Regions from separate parts of the Homo sapiens genome. Here region 2 is linked to region 1. A link is a contact called in ENCODE Hi-C data. All regions are on one chromosome and are shown on one strand. Each heading gives the region's core, a stretch centred on a gene start or an enhancer-like site at or near the end of the contact. The rest is flanking DNA. Distances are from core to core; before and after follow the strand shown. Region 1 overlaps PLCB1 (phospholipase C beta 1). Region 2 overlaps PLCB1 (phospholipase C beta 1).

Evidence for each region. Hi-C counts contacts between places; a loop is a spot of excess contacts on that map. Pooled maps may share reads with other maps.
Region 2: a loop to region 1 is called in a map with no recorded cell type, with 6 times the contacts of the local background. The contact joins two enhancer-like sites. A Hi-C loop is called at or near these places in 22 of 37 single-sample maps with no recorded cell type and 6 of 50 pooled maps.

What each region holds. Positions count from the first base shown.
Region 1 is chr20:8,601,572-8,604,271 of GRCh38, reverse strand. All of the region lies in intron 3 of PLCB1 (phospholipase C beta 1), which reads right to left. Among named protein-coding and RNA genes, the nearest start is that of RNU105B, 230 kb to the left of the region's middle. Within about 2 kb of position 1,436, at least 4 of the 41 ENCODE cell types and tissues checked have a DNase peak (open chromatin) inside an H3K27ac peak, as active enhancers do.
Region 2 is chr20:8,212,607-8,215,322 of GRCh38, reverse strand. All of the region lies in intron 2 of PLCB1 (phospholipase C beta 1), which reads right to left. Among named protein-coding and RNA genes, the nearest start is that of PLCB1-IT1, 35 kb to the left of the region's middle. RefSeq lists an enhancer at 1,284-1,333. Within about 2 kb of position 1,267, at least 5 of the 41 ENCODE cell types and tissues checked have a DNase peak (open chromatin) inside an H3K27ac peak, as active enhancers do.

The sequences.
Region 1 (2,700 bases), core at 187-2,686:
TTTTTTTTTTTTTTTTTTTGAGACAGGGCCTCACTCTGTTACTCAGGCTGGAGTGCAGTGGTATGATCTTGGCTCACTGCAACCTCCACTTCCCGGGTTCAGGGGATTCTCATGCCTCAGCCACCCAAGTAGCTAGGATTACAGGCACATGCCACCATACCTAGCTAATTTTTGTGTTTTCAATAGAGACAGAGTTTCGCCATGTTGGCCAGGTTGATCTCAAACTCCTGGCCTCATGTGATACACCTACCTCAGCCTTCCAAAGTGCTGGGATCACAGGCGTGAGCCACCACACCCGGCCAATAGTACTCATTGTTAAAGTGAAGAATCCAGTGGCATTTAGTACATTCACAAGGTTGTGCAACCACCACCTCTATCTAGTTCCAAAATATTATTAACACCCCAAAATAAAATTCTGTACCCATTAAGCAGTTGAAATCACCCACTTTGACCTGTCCAACACAAAGGATCATAAAATTGAAAGCTGTTAATGTTAAGTGGTAGAATTATTGGTTAGTGTCAAGTTGAAACACACATTTACAAAAGTGGTTCTCAAACTTAGGTGTGCATCAGAATTACCTGGAGGATTTGTTAAAACACACATTGCTAGGTCCAACCCCAGAGGTGCTGATTCGGTGAGGCAAGGCCTGAGACTCTGCATTTCTAACAAGTTCCCAAGGGATGCTGATGTTGCTGGTCTAGGGACTGAGAGAAACACTGATCTGTGAATTTAGACACAGTTGAATGGACAAGCATGGCCCCTGTGTTGAAGGCTCCCTCCTCTTTGTAGAGAGAGCAGTGGCCCATTTGGAGCCAGCTGGTGATGCTAAAACCCACACGCTGGGATTACCAGAAAGGTCGTTTGAATTTTATCTAGGAGTCCCACTTTAGGCAAAGTGCAAATGTTAACCCGATTTTGGATGGGAGCCACTTTGACAACCTTAAACATTGAACTTAGCCATAGATTTAGAGGGATGTATATAAAAGAGGGTTACTTGATTCCCGAGATGTATTTTTAGTTATAGGTGCCATTCAGAGAGAGTTAAAGTCAATGAGAAAAAAGAAAAGAAAATCTTGTATTTCTCTTCTGGCACATTTCTTTAAATAACAAGTATGCTAATTTTGAGAGAAAGTAGAATTTATTTTTGCTAGAGCATTTGTCCTGTTTGTCATACACCGTAGACCTTTCATTTTCTGTGTTTCGGTGTCCTTCATATAATGCAAATCATCCTGCTGTACAAACCATGTGATACTTTAACAATGAGTTATATATATCTGGGGCTTTACAAAAGTAAGCAATGCTAAGGACAAAAAAACTAGACAGACAAAATGCTGGGCTTCTACCAGAGGAGCTTCAACTGAACCACACCTCTGAACACCAGCTCTCCTTCAAACATCCATTTAGGAAAATTTTATTGCTTGGTAAGAACAGGAACTTTCTCAACTAACATATTCACTTTTAACTATGCTTTCAGTTTCTCTTTCATAAGCCACAGAAATTAAAATCCCTTTAAATAGAAAGGCCTATGTATTTGACATCACTGTAATTAAAGCAGTTAAACTTGCAGCACACAGGTTTTCTAAATCATCAAGAACAATAGCTCAAGAAGAGAACAATTAAGCAAAATTTTGAACACTTTTAAGCACTCACTCTGCTTGCCCTTTAAATGACAGAGGCTTTTCTGTTAATATTCTTTGACCTGAATGCATTCCTCAATTAGGATTCTGAAGAATTTGATTGGGTTTCAGCTAGAATCTGTAACCTCTGGTTAATCATCGTGTATTACACAGCTTGTGGATAAAATATATTTGGACAGGGATAGATAAGTCTATTCATGTTAATTCACCATTGACATTCAGGGCTTAATTCAATTTTCAGAAGTGATGATATCCCTGGCATTTCAGCAAGCCTATTTTAATTAATATCTCTACACCTCTTTAAATACCATTTTGTATTTTATACACCTGCTTTAAATTAAGGCAGTTTAAGGTCTGTTATAAAAGCCTCTATTCTAGGAATACCAAGAGTCAACCTTGCTTTTGATTAAAAAAAAAACTTGGTGTTGGTGTCATATACTCTTCTTTATTTAGAATATCCATCATTATGGGTATTGGAAAATTATACTTTGTCTCATAGGTTCAGCTTTTCAAACTAGTCTCATGAGAGAACTTTAATTCTTATCTGAGGCTAGAGAAGATGCTGCCCAATGGAAAATACATTAAGTGACATTGGAGGACCATCAGATATCCTAAAATGTGGAAGCCATCAAGACCTAAGAGATAAAAGGGTGATGATGGTGAAGGTGTTGGTGCTGCAAGGGAGGGAAAGAGGAAGGGATTGATAGAGCTGTAGAAGAAAACAGCCGCAACACTTCCAGAACAAGCCTGGTCTCAAAACAAGGGGAGATCATACCAGTTAACACTAGCAGGTTTAGACAAATTTTCCATTGCAAACTTGGCTCTCTATCAATGTCTGGTAGCTTTCTAGCAAACATTAATCCATCTGCTTTACTCAAGTGCAAAGAAAACTTGCTCAGAGGTGTTCTAGTTTAGGAATGAATAACCTGGGTGAGTCCTGGCTTTGCACATCACAGCCATGCTAGTGGGGGCAGTCACTCAACTCTTCCACTTCCTCATCTACACAAGGGCTCAGTCAGTGATCAGTACAAATTAGCACATAGAAAGTGCTCAAGAAATGTT
Region 2 (2,716 bases), core at 18-2,517, 390 kb after region 1:
CTGTTAGCTACTTAAGTTTTCAGGTTTTTACGGCCTTTTGAGATTAACAAATCGATTCCGAAATTTAAGAAGCAGATACATCTGAGTGGGTGCTTATGGGTTGGCTTTTATTTATAGTGTGGTGGAAGGTGGGAGGAGAAAGGTCTGATGGGAGCTTTCAGAAGGTCAAGAGATCAGAACAACAAAATAATCTTCTCAGTGGCCTCAAATTCACATGGTAAACACACAGCTTCTGCATTCAGCCTGTCTATGTAAATCAGACTCTGTCCTGAAAAAGTAGCTGTGGAGCTGAGAAGGAAAAGGACTTTTTCAGCCAGTAGCACACAAAGGAATTAGATGGTGGGAAACCTATTTCAGCAATAACTGCACCATTTTCCATTTAGTTTGGACTTTTGTCTGTCTTGCCCTCCACAGCCACACCTCAAGCAAGAAAGTGCAAACAGTCCCCGCAAATAACTTCAGGAGTAGCACTTAGATCCTTTTTATATTTGAGAGTGAAAAAAGAAGGCAAAATAGCACACACCCCCAAAACTATCATCCCAAACTCCACGATTCCTTATGGGCAACTCGCAGGCCACATCAGAGGATATTATCACATGAAAAAAGAATGAGGTGACATTAGGTCTTGAAATAAAAGACATTAGTTCTAAATGGAGGAAAAGCAAGTCTGCAAAATGCAGTAGTAGGCATAGTTCAGTAGCCTTTTAATGAATGAAGACACAGGGTATTGGGCTGTTCTTGCATTGCTATGAAGAAATACCTGAGACAGGGTAATTTATAAAGAAAATGTTTAATTGGCTCTGCAGCCGGTACAGAAAGCATAACACAGATGTCTGCTTCTGAGGAGGCCTCAGGAAGGTTACAATCATGGCAGAAGGCAAAGGGGGAGGAGGGGTCTCGCATGGTGGGAGCAGGAGCAAAAGAGAAAGAGCCAGGCGCCACACTTTTAAATAGGCAGATCTCCTGAGAAGTCAATCACTGTCGTGAGGACAGCACTAAGAGGATGGCGCTAAACCATTCATGAGAAATCCGCTTCCATGATCCCATCACCTTCCACCAGGCCCCACCTCCAATACTGGGGATTACAGTTCAACAGGAGATTTGTGCAGCGACACAGATCCAAACTATGTTACATAGCTACTTTCATCAGCATATATATAATACCCATTTCAGTTGTGGTTTGTAAATCAGTCCCAAAGCTGGAAGCTTACGTGTAAGACTGCTCTTTACCTCAACCTCCTTTGTTTCGCTTTTGCTTTTTAGTCACCTTAATCAGGAGGGTTTGTAAACACATTTTCTATTGTCCCTGCTTTGGTCTAATATTTAAGGATTAAAGTATAACAGAACTGCTAGTTGTGACACTAAATTAGACTAGGACTCTCTGCCCTGTCGGAAAATGACGTTATTTGTATTTCCTTGCTAAATGCTGGAAAGTAACCGCATTACTGGGGAGAACTTCCTCCAAAAGAATCATGAACAATCTGCTTACATGCTTACAATCTGCTTACAAGTCATACAAGATAAGCAAGATCTAATTTTTAAATTCTAAGCATTCTTTTTATATTTCATGACAATTTGTGATAATGCAAACTTAATCATGTTACTCTTATGAAGACACACACACACACACCACCACCACCACCACCATTTCCCTTATTTCCACCTTGCTTAAATTCTTCATTGGCTTCTTATTGCATTTCAGATGTAACAAAAAATGCACAACAGAGCAAGCTTTATTCTGACCCCTGTTCTGGCTTTACCTTTGACCAAACTTCACCTTGTGTTCTGGGCTCAGCCACTGGGCCTTATAACTTCAACAACTCTAACTTGCTCTGCTACCTCCTGCTGCAGGGCCTTTGTATGTCTCTGATTTCAAAGCTCTTCCTCCCAGCCCACTTCCTACCCCCATTACTTTGGATAATTAGTTCTTACTCACCTTTGGAGCTAAGATCACTTCCCAGTGAGCTTTTCCCTGAAGACCCTGGTCACTGCCAGCCACCATCAGACTGAATCATGTCCTTCTGTATTCACCCTTCGCATTTTGGAAAAGCACAGGCATTCCTGCCATTATCTAATGGACATTTTTTTCTTGATCCACTAGACCTTAAGCTTCACAAAAGCAACTATGAAACATAATGCTCTTGTTTACCACTTTAGCCTTCAGGGTAACACCAGGCCCCCAAAATTCTTGGATGAATTAGTGAACACACTTTTTGTCACCATCAAGCTTTGAGACAATAGAGTTGTGAAGACTCAGAAGGAAACATGGTGTGCAATCTCAAAGGTACCTGAAGAGGCTTGAATGAAGTGGCCATTCACAAAGACAGGAGTGGAGGAAGAGAACTCAGGAAGGAAGAAACTTTGTTTTCCTTCATACAGATTTGCAAAGAAAAAAAAAATCTACAATGTCAACTTTTGATATAGCTTTCATGGTAACGAAGGTGAAAATTTAAATGTTCACATACTTTGATTCTGCATTTTCACATGTAAATTCTAAAATATGTAGTAGAATGTTCTTTGGGAGTCTCTGCATGTGGAGTGCAACTGGAACTTCAAAGTGCTCTAAATGTCCTTCGAGAGGCAAATAAATAATGGCATACTCATGCAAGGGTATATCATTCAGCCATCAGCAGTGAACAATGCTTTTGGCCAAGGTCTGAAGTTGTAGAGATGTTTCATCTTTTGCGTTTTGTATGCCTACGTGGCTTGTGTTTTC